Linked DNA regions of Homo sapiens: region 2 is linked to region 1. A link is a contact called in ENCODE Hi-C or POLR2A ChIA-PET data. All regions are on one chromosome and are shown on one strand. The core of a region is the stretch at or near the end of the contact, and the rest is flanking DNA. Distances in the headings are between cores, read along the strand shown. Region 1 overlaps MYO1C (myosin IC). Region 2 overlaps RPA1 (replication protein A1).

The links. Hi-C counts contacts between places; a loop is a spot of excess contacts on that map. ChIA-PET counts read pairs that join two places held with the same protein, here RNA polymerase II (POLR2A). Pooled maps may share reads with other maps.
Region 2: a loop to region 1 is called in a pooled map, with 3 times the contacts of the local background. The contact joins two enhancer-like sites. A Hi-C loop is called at or near these places in 2 of 50 pooled maps. POLR2A ChIA-PET finds 5 or more read pairs at or near these places in 3 of 52 experiments (BJ, HEK293T and activated CD4-positive, alpha-beta T cell).

The regions. Positions count from the first base shown.
Region 1 is chr17:1,471,930-1,479,599 of GRCh38, forward strand. It overlaps MYO1C (myosin IC), which reads right to left. Exons shown (of 32, transcript NM_001080779.2): 8 at 7,663-7,670; 9 at 7,502-7,573; 10 at 6,687-6,806; 11 at 6,481-6,563; 12 at 6,158-6,263; 13 at 5,962-6,042; 14 at 5,576-5,667; 15 at 3,009-3,103; 16 at 2,883-2,929; 17 at 2,681-2,761; 18 at 194-299; 19 at 1-95. Among named protein-coding and RNA genes, the nearest start is that of MYO1C, 17 kb to the right of the region's middle. RefSeq lists a silencer at 2,003-2,092 and enhancers at 2,903-3,032, 3,183-3,252. Within about 2 kb of position 2,047, at least 2 of the 41 ENCODE cell types and tissues checked have a DNase peak (open chromatin) inside an H3K27ac peak, as active enhancers do.
Region 2 is chr17:1,831,622-1,839,291 of GRCh38, forward strand. The region is part of intron 1 of RPA1 (replication protein A1); the gene reads left to right. Among named protein-coding and RNA genes, the nearest start is that of RPA1, 5.5 kb to the left of the region's middle. Within about 2 kb of position 2,915, at least 4 of the 41 ENCODE cell types and tissues checked have a DNase peak (open chromatin) inside an H3K27ac peak, as active enhancers do.

The DNA.
Region 1 (7,670 bases), core at 797-3,296:
GCGGCGATAGGCAAAGCCGGCTCTGCGCACGCGCAGGTTTTCCAACAGCCCCAGGTACTTCACCTGGTGGCGGATCAGCACCTCGTCAAAGCGGCCTGGGGTAGGGGGAGCGCCGTGGTCAGCGGGCTGGCGCTGACGGCCTGTCTCCTGCAGGGGAGGCCCGGCCCCGAAGTCCCCCGTGGGAGGGGCCTACCGGGCTGTTTGGCATCATTGGGTTTGATGCAGCGGACGTAGGCGGGCTCCTTAGACTGCAGGATCTCCACCAGCTGCAGGAGGCTCATCTTGAACTGGGTGGCGACCTGGCGAGCCAAGAGGCATGGGAGGTTGGCCGGAGCTGGGCTAAAGCTGCTGACCCCAGCAGCGAGTACCCCACTCCCCTGGCTGGTGACGCGCGCAGCAGCCTCTGATTCTGCCTGGTCCTTACTCCTCCCACCACAGCTTCCTCGCAGCAGAGGAGGGGGCCAGACTCCACCCCTTACCCCTCTGGCTGGGCGAGAGACCTCAGTCTACGAGCCTCACTCCAGCCTAAAACTCCTGCTCAGGTCTCCCAGCAACCTCAGTGCTACACCTCCCTTTAGTGGCCCTTCTTTTTCTTTCTAGAACTTCAGGGCTGCGTTCCTAAACAGCATGTCCCATGCTACGCATTCAGCTAGTATCTGGGTATGCTGCTCTGCGGGACCTGGAAGGATCTCAGGCCTGGCGGAGGAGCACGCTCCTTGGCAAAGACTCACAATCCCGGTGTTCCGAGAGTAGCAGGTGTATGCCTGTGGGTTCTGAGAGCCCCACAAAGGGACAATTCATCCAGTCTGAGGGTTAGGGGGCACCAGGTGACGTCTTCTGGAAATGACGCTCTGCTGAGCTTTAAAGGATAAGGAGGAGGGGCGGGTGAAGTGGCTACAGGGAAGGACTGAGGGGGAGCTGCTAAGTACTCCGGCAAGATCCAGTGGCTGGACAAGGGAGACAAGGAGAGAAAAGAACGAGGGGGCCGGAGCCGGGCGCGGTGGCTCACGCCTGTCATCCCAGCACTTTGGGAGGCCGAGGCGGGCGGATCACCTGAGGTCAGGAGTTTAAGACTAGCCTGGCCAACATGGTGAAACCCCATCTCTACAAAAATAAAAAAATTAGCCGGGCACGATGGCGGGTACCTGTAATCCCAGCTACTCGTGAGTGTGAAGTGGGAGAATGGCGTGAGCCCAGGAGGCAGAGGTTGCAGTGAGCCGAGATCGCGCCACTGCACTCCAGCCTGGGTGACAGAGCGAGACTCCGTCTCAAAAACAAAAACAAAAACAAAAAAGGGGATGACACCCAGGTTTCTGGCCTGGGGGACTGGGTCAAAGAAGGAGAAAGCCTGGAGGGGCAGACCAAGGGCCCGTTTGTTATAGACCAGTGGGATCTAGGGTGCCCTGGGGCCACCTAGGGGAAGAGGATGAGATACACGAGTCTGTGGCTTGCTGGAGAGGCCTGGGCGGGAGGGTGTGTAGGCATCCTCAGCAGGGAGACGCTAGGGCCGGGAGGATGTGGTGCTTCGGGAGAGGGTGGGGTGGACGGCAGCAGCGGGCAGGGGCACAGTGAGCCACACCCTGGGCAGCATGTCGCCTGCATGCCCTCCCTGCCAGGCAGTCTGGCTTCCACCTCCCTATGGACTCACTGACCTCACTCTTCTGGGGCTCCCCTGACCCTCTTTTTGCCAAGCCCAACAGCCGTACCTCCGCCTTCAGCTCGCTGGAGCCCTCCCTGCATCTGGCACCCTGGCCATGCCTGCCTTTCCCCCGGTCCTTCTCCTTGATGCCATCGCTTTCCTGCTCACCTCATGGCCTTTTTAGACTCTCTGTGTCTGGACTGGGCCCTCACTATAGGTTCATCTGACATTCCCAAGTCATCTCCAATGCTTCCTCCTCCAGGGAGCCTCCCCAACCCCTCACCCCTTCCGCCCCGTCAGGCCGTTTGCTGTTCCCTCTTCTAAGTTTGCAAAGCACCCTGTGCACATGTTGCTGCAGGCACACCCACTCATTGTGGTACCTCAGTGCCTGGCAGTGTCTGCTATAAATGTCTGCTGAGTGGGTAGACACATGACAGCAACCGCACAGAGGCAGCTGTCAACATATGGGCACCCACAGAGACAGACGTACACAAGGATTCCCCTACAGACACAGCCCACACTGAAGACACACGACTCCACTATAGACACAGCACACACACACAAGTAGGCAAACAGGGACAGGCGTGGTGGCTCACACCGGTAATCCTAACACTTTGGGAGGCCGAGGCAGGTGGATCACCCGAGGTCAGGAGTTTGAGACCAGCCAGGCCAACATGGTGAAACCCCATCTCTACTTAAAATACAAAAAATTAGCCGGGCATGGTGGCAGGCGCCTGTAATCCCAGCTACTCAGGAGACTGAGGCAGGAGAATCGCTTGAACCAGGGAGGTGGAGGTTGCAGTGAGCCCAGATTGCGCCACTGCACTCCAGCCTGGGCAACAGAGCGAGACCCTGTCTCAAAAAAAAAAAAAAAAAAAAAAAGTAGGCAAAGAGGCACCTAAGGCAGCCCCCTACAGACACCTGCAGATGTGCACGGGCTCACACGCGTTCACACGCACGCTGCCAGCTCCCAGGCTCACACAGGCCCTCATGCACACTCAGGCGCATGCACCCCTGCGCCCGGTCCCGCCACCTCCTCACCGTCTCTGGCCGCTTCTTGTCACTGAGCTCGCTCCGGTCAAAGCACTGGCTCATAATGGGATTCTTTGAGCTACACATGGTCTGTGTGGGCAGAGCCGGGGTCAGGGTGGGGCACAGGGACAGGCAGGACAGGCTCCTGGACACAGGTGCAGAGCTGTGGGCTATCCCCACCCCCACCCCGGCCTCCCCACGTCCTCCTCACCTCCTTAAGGTTCCGGAAGAGAAGGTCATTGTTTTTGTCCAGAAACCCTGGGAGGGGAGAACCGACGTGAGGTGAGACAGAGCCTCCCCGCAGGCCCCTGTGGGGACACAGCCCCAGGATCCTCACCGGTCACGCTGTAGGTCACCTCCCCCGCATAGTGCAGAAGGCGGAATTCCCCTCGGCCCAGAGATTTCCTGGTCCGCTGGTCAGCCAGCTTGTGCCTGGGGGTGACAGGGAGGAAGCTGCAGATGGCTGCCGGCCTGAGCCAAGCCCTCTGCCTGCTGAAAGGGCCTCAGGAGCAGGAACCAGCTGCCCAGGTGCACCCCAGGCCGGGCACAGTGGCTCACGGCTGTAATCCCAGCAGTTGGGGAGGCCGAGGTGGGTAGATCACAAAGTCAGTACTTCGAGACCAGCTTGGTCAATATGGTGAAACCCCATCTCTACCAAAAATACAAAAATTAGCCAGGCGTGGTGGTGGGCGCCTGTAGTCCCAGCTACTCAGGAGGCTGACAAAGGAGAATCGCTTGAACCTGGGAGGCAGAGGTTGCAGTGAGCCGAGATGGTGCCACTACACTCCAAAAAAAAAAGAGCAGGTGCACCCCCAGGGCTGGGTCACTGAGGCAGGCCAGGCAGGGCCAGTGGCCTCCCTGATCAGAGCGGACCATGGAGGCTCAGAGAGGTAGATGGCCTTGGCCAGGGCCACACAGTGCCAGGACCGGGACCTGGGCCTCCTGACGGCCAGGGTACGCTGCAGGGAGGGAAACTCTCGTTGCTTCGGCCGCTGCGGGCTCTGCTCAGAAGGGGTGGTGAGCTGCGCACTACTTTTCAGAATGGAATCTGCTGCCCCAAGAGAGCACTTAAGTCTTAGGCGTGTTTATACCCTTTCACCCATTTGCTTTTAAGAACTATTTCAAGCAGCTAACCAGAGACACGGACAAAGATTGAAGGCACGGAGATGTTTGTGGCAGCCTTGTGATTCCAGCAGAAACCTGGGAGGCTGGCCAGGGGCCCCGAAGGGCTGGGTGAGAGAGGGGAGTATCTGTGGGTCAGAACCGCTCCAGGAAGTGTTCTGAGGAAAATGTTGTTTGATGATACGGGAAAATGTGCAGGATATTTACCCTGAGCCTTATACACAAGTTCTCGACTACGAAAAAAAATGCATAGAAAAAGGCAGGAGGGAAATGCCTCACACAGTTAACAGCCATGGCCTTTGGGCGACGGGATCACAGGTGGCTTTTGCGCACATTCCAACTTTGCTGTAATAAGCAATATTATTTTTATAATCAGGAACAAGTTTTTAGTATTTATTATTTAATGAATCAGGCAGCCCCTAAACCCGAATAGATTCAGAGAGACTCCTAGAAACAAGTCTTTTTTTTTTTTTTGAGACGGAGTCTCACTCTGTCATCCAGGCTGGAGTGCAGTGGCACCATCTCAGCTCACTGCAAGCTCCGCCCCCCAGGTTCAAGCAATTCTCCTAGCTCCCAAGTAGCTGGAATTATAGGTGCCCACTACCACGCCTGACTAATTTTTGTAGTTTTAATAGAGATAGGGTTTCACCATGTTGGCCAGGCTGGTCTTGAATTCCTGACCTCAGGTGATCTCTGCCCACCTAGGCCTCCCACAGTGTCGGGATGACAGGCGTGAGCCACCACGCCCATCCAGAAACAAATTTTCAATATATTATTATGCAAAAAATACTCATGGCTTTGGCATTCAACAGCCCTGGCACTGACCCCAGCTCGGCAACCCAGATGAGAGCTAATTTTGGGGAAATGACTTCGCCTCTTGGAGTCTCAGTGAGAAAACACCAAGAACCCCTCAAGGAGCAGCTGCAGGTGAAGCGACGACATGCACAGCATGCATCAGACCGCGCTGGACAGAGGCGCTTGTTCCTGTTTCTACCTCTCCCCACTTCAGAGGATTCCTTCAATAAAAATCAATTTCCAAACAAGGAAGATGAAAAATCTTAGCAAGTTTCATTCTCAAACAAGAAGAAGGAGGAAGCCAGGCTACTAGTGTCTTGTTTTTTGTTTTTTTTTTTGGGGTTGAAGTCTCACTCTGTCGCTCAGGCTGGAGGGCAGTGGTGCGATCTCGGCTCACTGCAACCTGCACCTCCCGGGTTCGAGCGATTCTCCCGCCTCAGCCTCCCGAGTAGCTGGGATTATAGGCACCTGCCACCACACCCAGCGAATTTTTGCATTTTTAGTAGAGACTGGGTTTCACCATGTTGCCCAGGCTCGTTTTGAACTCCTAACCTAAGGTGATCCACCCGCCTCAGCCTCCCAAAGTGCTAGGATTACAGGCGTGAGCCACTGCACCTGGCCTTCTTTCTCTTTTTTAAAAAATTCATTATTTATTTTTTTCCCTTTTTTTTTTTTTTTGAGACGGAGTCTCGCTCTTGTCACCCAGGCTGGAGTGCAGTGGGTTGATCCTAGCTCACTGCAACCTCAAAACTCCAGGGCTCAAGTGATGCTCTTGCCCCAGCCTTCTGCATAGATGGGACTCCAGGCGTGTCAGCATGCCTGGCTAAGCTTCTTAGTTTCTGGACACATGTGAGGGGTCCTTAACTCAGCACCGTCCCTGGTCACCTCCTTGTGGCTGGTGTTTTGTGATGGCGGAGGGACTCCTGCACTCCGCAGGCTCTGCTGCAAGTGAGCCCTTGCCCCCAGCAGCCCCGCAGCCCCACTCACGTCAGGAAGTGTGGATGGTGCTTGACAGTATCCTCCAGCTTCTCCAGGAAGGTCAGGTCTGTGGCCTCCCCGGGGCGCAGACACTCCTCATCCTGGGGGGTGTGGCACAGGGGGAAGGACGTATGGGGGACAGGTCAGAGCGCACAGAGGATTGGGGTCACCGTGCTGGGAGGCACAGACACAGGGGAGGGGCAGATCACAGGGAGTCTCCACAGAGAGCTTCCAACTGGGGCGGCACCTCCCTCCATCCTCCATTCACAGCTCTGCCCTGTCTCTACTCAGCCCCAAACTCTGGCCCTCCGTGGACCAGCCTGGAGAGAACGGAGAAGGGGGACATCCTCCCACCCAGCCTCCAGCACCAGGCCTTGGAGGCGCAGAGGACTCACCAAAATCGAGATGATGCCCTTAAACTTCTCCTCCACCAGATCACAGATGATTTTGTTGTTGAAATACTGGACGGGCTCCCACTGAGGGGCAGAAGGGAAGGAAGGGATCACCGTGGGGTCCTGGCACCCTCTCCCAGGGGCCCCGATACCCAGGCTCCCCGTGGCCCACGGAGAGTGCCCCCAGGCTAGCACACACCGCGATGCCCTCTGCCTCGTACTCCTCCTGCTCCGACTTGAGCGTGAGCTCGATGAAGAGCTGCTGCAGCTTCTCGTTGCAGTAATTGATGCAGAACTGCTCAAAGCTGTAAGGAAGGAGAAGAGCCCACAGTGGCTCAGTGGGGACACAGGACCAGGAGAGGGGAAAAGCTGGACGACGCCCCTGAGCACAGGAGGTGAGAAACACAGAGACAGTCCCCGGCTGGCTGGGGAGTCACAGGGCAGGAATGAGAGGCTGGAGGACAGAAGAGAGGGAGCAGGACAGGAGACCGGGAGGAGAGACGGGGGAAAGATGGCACCGACCTGTTATGCTGAAACACTTCAAAGCCATAAATATCCAGGAGCCCGAGAACCGTGGTGCTCCGCCAGCTGGGGCTCTCCACGTCCTAGGGCAGTCATTCAACCGAAGGCGTGGGCCCCCTGCGCGTGCCAGCCCCACCCTGCAGCACCCCCCGCCTCGCCGACGGCCCTCCCTTCTGCCTTGGGAGCAGTGTGGACCGAGCCCTCACCTTGGAGGCCAGCGACCTGTTGATCTTCCCGACGAGCCAGGTAAAAGTGCGGCTGTACACAGCCTTGGCGAGGGCGTCTCGTGCGTACGCGGCCTGCTCCAGGTTCAGCGGGCTCAGGAGCTGTGGACGCAGCGTGAGACAAGGAGATGAATGCCACAGAGCCTGTGCATCCCACCTGCTCCCAGGCTCAGGCAGACCAGGAAGCCGCCACCACTCTGCACTCCCAGCTCCAGCAAGCCTGCAGTATGGGGAGGGGTGCTGGTAGTGGGACCTCAGGGAGGACAGGTGGCCACCCCAGAGGGAAGGTGGTAGAGGGACAGGAGGCCTCCTTCCCGAGGTGGGAGTCTGGTTCTAGCCGGACTGTTACTCTCTTCCTATGTGACCCTGGCCAGCTCACTGTGCTGCTTCTTTTTTTTGAGACAGAGTCTAGCTCTGTTGCCGTGATCTCGGCTCACTGCAACCTCCACCTCCCGGGTTCAAGCGATTCTCCTGCCTCAGCCTCCCGAGTAGCTGGGATTACAGGCGCCCGCCACCATGCCCGGCTAATTTTTGTATTCTTAGTAGATGGGGTTTCACCATGTTGGCCAAGATGGTCTCGAACTCCTGACCTCAGGTGACCTGCCCACCTCAGCCTCCCCAAGTGCTGGGGTTACAGGCGTGAGCCACGGCGCTCGGCTCTCACTCTGCTTCTCTGAGCAGCCTTCCTTCCATCCCTCCAGCATTGCTGAGGGAACCAGGCGAAGGGGAGTGATGGGAGTAGGGGCTGCCTTGGAACAGCTGCCCCTCCACACCCGAGGGCAAGGGCCCGGCCTCACCTCCTCCCCCTTGGCGATGATCTTCCTGTGTGTCAGGGCTTCTCGCAGCGTCGAGCCTTCCACGCTGAGGAGCTGCCAAGGGCAGGCGAGGACACGGTGAGGGTGCACCCCCAGCCCCCGCCCCCGCCGTCCTCCCGTCGCCCTCTGCCCGCCCCACTCACCCTGGTCA
Region 2 (7,670 bases), core at 1,665-4,164, 360 kb after region 1:
GGAATCTTGCTCTGTTGCCCAGGCTGGAGGGCAGTGGCGCGATCTCGGCTCACTGCAAGCTCTGCCTCCTGGGTTCACGCCATTCTCCTGTCTCAGCCTCCCGAATAGCTGGGACTACAGGTACCCGCCACCACGCCCGGCTAATTTTTTGTATTTTTTAGTAGAGACGGGGTTTCACCGTGTTAGCCAGGATGGTCTCGATCTCCTGACCTTGTGATTCGCCCGCCTCGGCCTCCCAAAGTGTTGGGGTTACAGGCGTGAGCCACTGTGCCCGGCCTTTTTTTTTTTTTTTTTTTTTTTTTTGAGGCAGAGTCTCACTCTTTCTCCCCATACCCCCCCACTACCGCCCCAGGCTGGAGTGCGGTGGCGCAATCTCGGCTCACTGCAACCTCTGCCTTCTGGGTTCAGGCAGTTCTCGTGCCTCTGCCTCCAGAGTAGCTGGGATTACAGGCATGTACCACCACACCTGCGTAATTTTTTGTATTTTTAGTAGACACGGGGGTTTCACCATGTTGCCCAGGCTGGTCTTGAACTCCCAACCTTAGGTGATCCACCCTCCTCGGCCTCCCAAAGTGCTGGGATTACAGAAGTGAGCCACCGCACCCGGCCCTGAACATTTTTTTCCCTCTGCCCACTGCCTGGGTGGTTCTTCACTCTTCCCCACACTGGCAAACACTATCTTCGTATCTCAGCTCATTTGTGACTTCCCTTACTAGGCTAAATCCCTTTGAGACCCCAATTCCTGTTCATTCACTTATTGAATTATTTATTTTTTTTCTTTTTGAGATGGAGTCTTGCTCTGTTGCCCAGGCTGGAGTGCAGTGGCACGATCTTGACTCACTGCAACCTCCGCCTCCTGGGTTCAAGCAATTCTCCTCCCTCAGCCTCCCAGGTAGCTGAGAATACAGGAGACTGCCATGATGCCCGGCTAATTTTTGTATTTTTAGTAGAGATGGGGTTTCACCATGTTGGCCAGGCTGGTCTCGAACTCCTGACCTCAAGCAATCCACCTGCTTCGGCCTCCCAGAGTGCTGGGATTACAGGCGTGAGCCACCGCGCACGACCCCATTCACTTATTAGATGCATGACTTGAGGCAAGATACTAAACTGTTTCTTTTCTGTAAAATGAGAGCAATGATATCTATTGCATAAGGTAAGTAGGAGGATGGAGTGAGTTATTAAATTTAAAGTGCTTAGCACACTGATACATAGTAAATGCTCAGTGTTTATGTTACCTATTAATAATTGCAGTTTTATGTTTGTTGATTTATCAGTTTCTTTTTAAAATTTTAAAATTATTGTGTTTGTTTGTTTGTTTGTTTTGAGACAGAGTCTTGCTCTGTTGCCCATGCTGGAGTGCAGTGGCACATTCTCGGCTCACTGCAACCTCTGCCTCCCGGGTTCAAGCGATTCTCCTGTCTTAGCCTCCCTAGAAGCTGGGATTACAGGTGCCCACCACCACACCCTGCTAATTTTTGTATTTTTAGTAGAGACAGGGTTTCGCCATGTAGGCCAGGCTGGTCTTGAACTCCTGGCCTCGAGATCCACCCACCTTGGCCTCCCAGTATGCTGGGATCACAGGCTTGAGCCACTGTGCCTGGCCTAATACTTTGTGTAAATTCCATGAGGCCTGCAATCATGTCTGGGTTATTTTACTCTGCATTGTATCCCCAATACCTGGAGAAGTGCTGGCAAGTTTTAGGTGCTGAATAAATGCTTGCTAGTTGCATGAATGAATGAGGCAGTGGGAAGAAAGGGACAGGTGAATGGGGAAGAAAGGCAGCTTGGGGGAAAAACAGGAACAGGAAGAACTATTGTTGGACTCAAGTGAATATTTAAATAAATTAGGAATGTGTGAATGCTGAAACCGGGGAAGTGATTTTAAATTGTAGCTTTCATTTACTTTATAGCTGCTACCTTGTGTCTTTAAGACAAATTAAGAATGTTTCTAGGCCAGGCGCAGTGGCTCACGCCTGTAATCCCAGCATTTTGGGAAGCCAAGGCAGGCAGATCACCTGAGATTGGGAGTTTGAGACCAGCTTGGCCAACATGGAGAAACTCTGTCTCTATTAGAAATACAAAATTAGCCAGGTGTGGGGGCGCATGCCTGGAATCCCAGCTACTTGGGAGGCTGAGGCAGGAGAATCTCTTGAACCCGGGAGATAGAGGTTCCGGTAAGCCAAGATCGCACCATTGCACTCCAGCAACAAGAGCAAAACTCCATCTCAAAAGAAAAAAAGAAAAGAATGGTTCTTCACTTTTAAAAAGACTGATCATGGGCCAGGCGCAGTGGCTCATGCCTGTAATCTAAGCACTTTAGGAGGCCAAGGCAGGTGGATCACTTGAGGTCAGGAGTTCGAGATCAGCCTGGCCAACATGGGGAAACCCTGGTCTACTAAAAATACAAAATTAGCTGGGTGTGTTGGCGTGTGCCTGTAATCCCTGCTGCTTGAGAGCCTGAGGCAGGATAATTGCTTGAACCCGTGAGGCAGAGGTTGCAGTGAGCCGAGATTGCACCAGTGCATTCCAGACTGGGCGACAGAGTGAGACTGTCTCAAAAAAAAATAAAGAATGATCATGGAGATATTTAAATAATTTGATAAGTTTTTTTATTTTTTAGAGATGGGGTCTCACTCTGTTGCCCATGCTAGTCTCAAACTCCTGGGCTTAAGCGATCCTCTCGCCTCAGCTTCCCAAAGTGCTGTGATTATAGATGTGAGCCACTGCACCTGGCCATGTTTTTATATTCAAAATTTTATAAACCTATTTCCAGCGTAGGTGAAGTATTTTGTTCATAAATGAAGAATGAAAGTTTCACATGTGTTTGTGGTGATGGAATGAGTTGGAGAACCTTTGCTGACTTTCATTATCAGCTAAAGCAGGTATCATTTTCGTTCAAAAGACACAGGCCACAAAGGGTACGCAAATACCACACACATGTGAAGGCGTTTGGGCAAGAGTCACATGATAAAATAAGAGATGATGCATAGAACTCTTGTGGTCAACAGAATACATAGCATTTGTATCTTAATTATATAACGAAAGGGGAAGGGAACTAATGTTTTTGACTATTTCTAATGTGACAGATGCTTTAGTAGTCAGTACTTAAGTAACCCTAGAAGATAGCTATTATACTCCCATTTTACAGAGGAAGGAAGTACAGAGAGGTTGAATAATGTGTCCATGGGGTGAAGATTTGAACACATGTGCCCTTGAGTATTACATTTGTTGCTTTATATACTTACTAGGGATTTTTTTTTTAAAGGGTCTCACTCTGTTGCCCAGGCTGGGGTGCAGAAGCACAATCTCAGCTCACTGCAACCTTCACCTCCCAGGTTCAAGTGATTCTTTTGCCTCTGTCTCTCGATTACAGACGTGCGCCACCACGCCCAGCTAATTTTTGTATTTTTAGTAGAGATGAGGTTTCGTCATGTTGTCCAGGCTGGTCTTGAACCCCTGGCCTCAAGTGATCTGCCGCCTCGGCTTCCCCAAGTCCTGGGATTACAGACTTGAGCCATTGCACCTGGCCGTAATTTTTTTTAAATGACAGAGTCTTGTTCTTTGTCTCTCAGGCTGGAGTGCAGTGGCATGATCATAGCTCACTGCAACCTCCAACTCCTGGGCTCAAGTGATCCTTCCACCTCAACCTCTCCAGTAGCTGGGAGTACAGGTGCATGCCACCATGCCCAGCTAATTTTTTTTTTTTTTAATTTTGTGTAGAGATGGGGTTTCGCCATCTTGCCTAAGCTGGTCTCTAACTCTTGGTCTCCAAACAGTTCTCCTGCCTTGCCTCCCAAGTCTTTGGGATTATAGGCATGAGCCACTGTGCCTGGCCTTGTCCCTTAAAATGAGTTACATTTGTAAACAGCTGATTTCTTTGGAGCATCGTCCCCATATACTTTTCTTTCATAAGTGATCTCATCCTTCTTCCACCCAACCTTCCCCTTGAATTTGTTGTTTGTTGTTGTTTCCATTTTAGCAGAATTCATGTTGCTCTGATAGGGGCTCTTTTCAAACTGATGTCTTATCCTTCTTAGTACCTCAAACTAGGTCTTGTTCAGACATGTTATAACAAGTTAGTATGAGTTTATTTTAGTGCAAAAAAAATTTTTGAAATGCATGCATAGTTTTTTCATAATGCACATTTTTCGTGTACTTTTTGAATCCCCCTCATACATGCACGTGGTTTTAAAATCAAACGGAACAGAAAGGTGTTCATGGCCGGGCATGGTGGCTCACATGTGTACTCTCAGCACTTGGGGAGGCTAATGCAGGAGGATCCCTTGAGGCCAAGAAAGAGTTTGATACCAGGCTGGGCAACATAGCAAGATCCTGTCTCTATTTCATTTAGAAAGAAGAAAGAAAGAGGTGTTTAATGTAATTACTGACCTCCTGCCTTACCTTGTCCAGTACTGTTCCCCAGAATAACTGCTTTTTAGAAAAATCACTGTCATTGACATTTTGCTTACGTATAGTAAATTGCACCTTTTTTATTTATTTATTTATTTATTTGAGGCAGAGTTTCCTCCTGTCACCCTGGAGTGCAGTGGCGTGATCTCAGCTCACTGCAACCTCTGCCTCCCAGGTTCAAGCAGTTCTCATGCCTCAGTCTCCTTAGTAATTGGGGTTACAGGTGCACGCCACCACCTGGCTAATTTTTGTATTTTTAATAGTGATGGGGTTTCACTATGTTGGCCAGGCTGGTCTCGAACTCCTGACCTCAGATGCTCCTCCTGCCTTGGCCTTCCAAAGTGCTGGGATTACAGGCATAAGCCACCATGCCCGGCCAAATTGCACGTATTTTAAATGTACAGCTTGATGAACTTTGACAAATGTGCGCACCCCTGTAACCACATTGCCCCTGTGGAGATATAGAATACTTCCATCAACGCACAACTCCTCTTGCTCCTTCCCCACCTCCATCCTCACCCTAGGCAACCAGTGTTCTGGTTTCTACCTTTGTAGGTTAGTTTTGCCTTTCCTAAGACTTCATATAAATGGAATCAAATAATATCTATCCTTTTGTGTCTGGCTTCTTTCAGCAGTTTTTTTTTTTTCCCCAGAGGTAGGGTCTCTGTCACCCAGGCTGGAGTGCAGCGACACAGTCATGGCTCACTCCAGCCTTGACCTCCTGAACTCAAGAGATCCTCGCACCTCAGCCTCCTGAGTAGCTGGGACTACAAGTGCATGCCACCACTCTTGGCTAATTAAAAAAAAATTTTTTTTTTTTTTTTTGAGACACAGTCTTGCTCTGTTGCCAGACTGGAGTGCAGTGGCGCAATCTCAGCTCACTGCAACCTCTGCCTCCTGGGTTGAAGCGATTCTCTTCCCTCAGCCTCCCGAGTAGCTGGGATTACAGCCGCATGCCACCATCCCCAGCTAATTTTTGTATTTTTAGTAGAGACGGGGCTTCACCACGGTGGTCAGGATGGTCTCGATCTCTTGACCTCGTGATCCACCCGCCTCAGCCTCCCAAAGTGCTGGGATTACAGGTGTGAGCCACCACGCCCGGCCTAAAAATATTTTTTGTAGCGATGGAGTCTTGGTGTGTTGTCCAGGATGATCTTGAACTCCTGGGCTCAAGTGATCCTCCCACCTTGGCCTCCCAAAGTGTTGGGGTTACAGGCACAAGCCACCACTGTGGACCAAAATGGTTTTTGAGATTTACCCATGTTAATTCAGTAATCTGCACCTTTTTATGGCTCAGTAGTATTCCATTGTATGACTATAACAAAATTTGTTTATTTACTTATTATTGCACATTTGGGTTATTTTCATCTTTTGGCTATTATAAATGAAGATGCTATGACCATTTAAGTACAACTCTTTTTGTGGAAATATGTTTTCGTTTCTCTGGGATAAATATCTAGGAATGTAATTGCTGGGTCACAGGTAACTGAATGTGTAAAAGAAATCGCCAACCTTTTCCAGTGTGATCATGAGAATTCTAGTTGCTCCATATCCTTGCCAGTCATCAGTCTTTGATTTCGAGTATTCTAGTGAATGTGTAATGGTATCTCACTGTGCTTTTATTTGTATTTCTCTGGTGGCTAGTGACGTTGAGCATCTTTTCGTGGGCTTACTGGCCATTTGTATATCTTCACGAAAGAAGTGTCTGTTCACATCTTTTGTTCACCTAAAAATTGGGTTTTGTGCTTATTAATGAGTTGTGAGAATTCTTGATTCTTGCTAGGTCTTTTGTTAAATATAAATATTACATATATTTTTTCCCAATCTGTGACTTGCCTTTTCTTTTTTGAAATTTTGTTTTTTTTGAAGTGCACTTTTAAATTTTCATGAAGTCCAAGTTATCAGGTTGTGTTTTTTTGTTTGTTTTTGTTTTGTTTTTTGCAGAGTTGTGTTTGTGTGTCCTAAGAAATCTTTGCTAGGCTGGATGTGGTGGCTCATGCCTGTAATCCCAGCACTTTGGGAGGCTGAGGCGGGCGGATCACCTGAGGTCGAGAGTTCGAGACCAACCTGGCCAACATGGAGAAATCCCGTCTCTACTAAAAATACAAAATTAGCTGGGCGTGGTGGCAGGCACCTGTAGTCCCAGCTACTCGGGAGGCTGAGGCGGGAGAATGGCGTGAACCCGGGAGGCGGAGCTTGTAGTGAGCCAAGATCGCACCACTGCACTCCAGCCTGGGCAACAGAGCAAAACTCCGTCTCAAAAAAATAATTAAATAAATAAAATAAAAACAGCAGGGTGCAGTGGCTAACGCCTGTAATCCCAGCACTTTGGGAGGCAAAGCCGGGCAGAACACCTGAGGTCAGGAGTTCGAGACCAGCCTGACCAACATGGAGAAATCCCGTCTCTACTAAAAATACAAAATTAGCCGGGCGTGGTGGCGCATGCCTGTAACCTCAGCTACTCAGGAGGCTGAGTCAGGAGAATTACTTGAACCCAGGAGGTGGAGGTTGTGGTGAGCCAAGATCGCACCATTGCACTTCAGCCTGGGCAACAAGAGTGAAACTCAGTCTCAAAAAAAAAAAAAAAAAAGAAATCTTTGCCTACCCGACCCAAGGTCACAAATCTTTTATGCTGTGTTTTCTTCCAGAAGTTTTATAGTTTTCGCTTTGCCTTGTGGTCTGTAATGCATTTCAAGTTTACTATTTTATCTATGATATATAGCTCTTTTTTAAATACAGATATTCAGTTGTTCCAGCCCTGTTTATTGAAAACACTATCCCATTTCATTGAGTTACTTAGTCACTTTATTTATTTATTTTTTTAATTTTTTATTTTTGAGATGGAGCCTCGCTCTGTCACCCAGGCTGGAGTGCAGTGGCACGATCTCGGCTCACTGCAAGCTCCACCTCCCGGATTCACAGCATTCTCCTGCCTCAGCCTCCCGAGTAGCTGGGACTACAGGCACCCGCCACCATGCCCGGCTAATTTTTTTTTGTATTTTTAGTAGAGACGGTATTTCACCGTGTTAGCCGGGATGGTCCCAATCTCCTGACCTCGTCGTGATCCACCTGCCTCGGCCTCCCAAAGTGCTGGGATTACAGGCGTGAGCCACTGCGCCCGGCCCCTTAGTCACTTTATATAAAATCAATGGACTGTATATGTGTATCTGTTTCTGGAATGTCAATTGATTTCTATGTTGGTGCTTATGTCAATACCACATCATCATAAACATTGAAGATTTATAGTAAATCTTGAAATC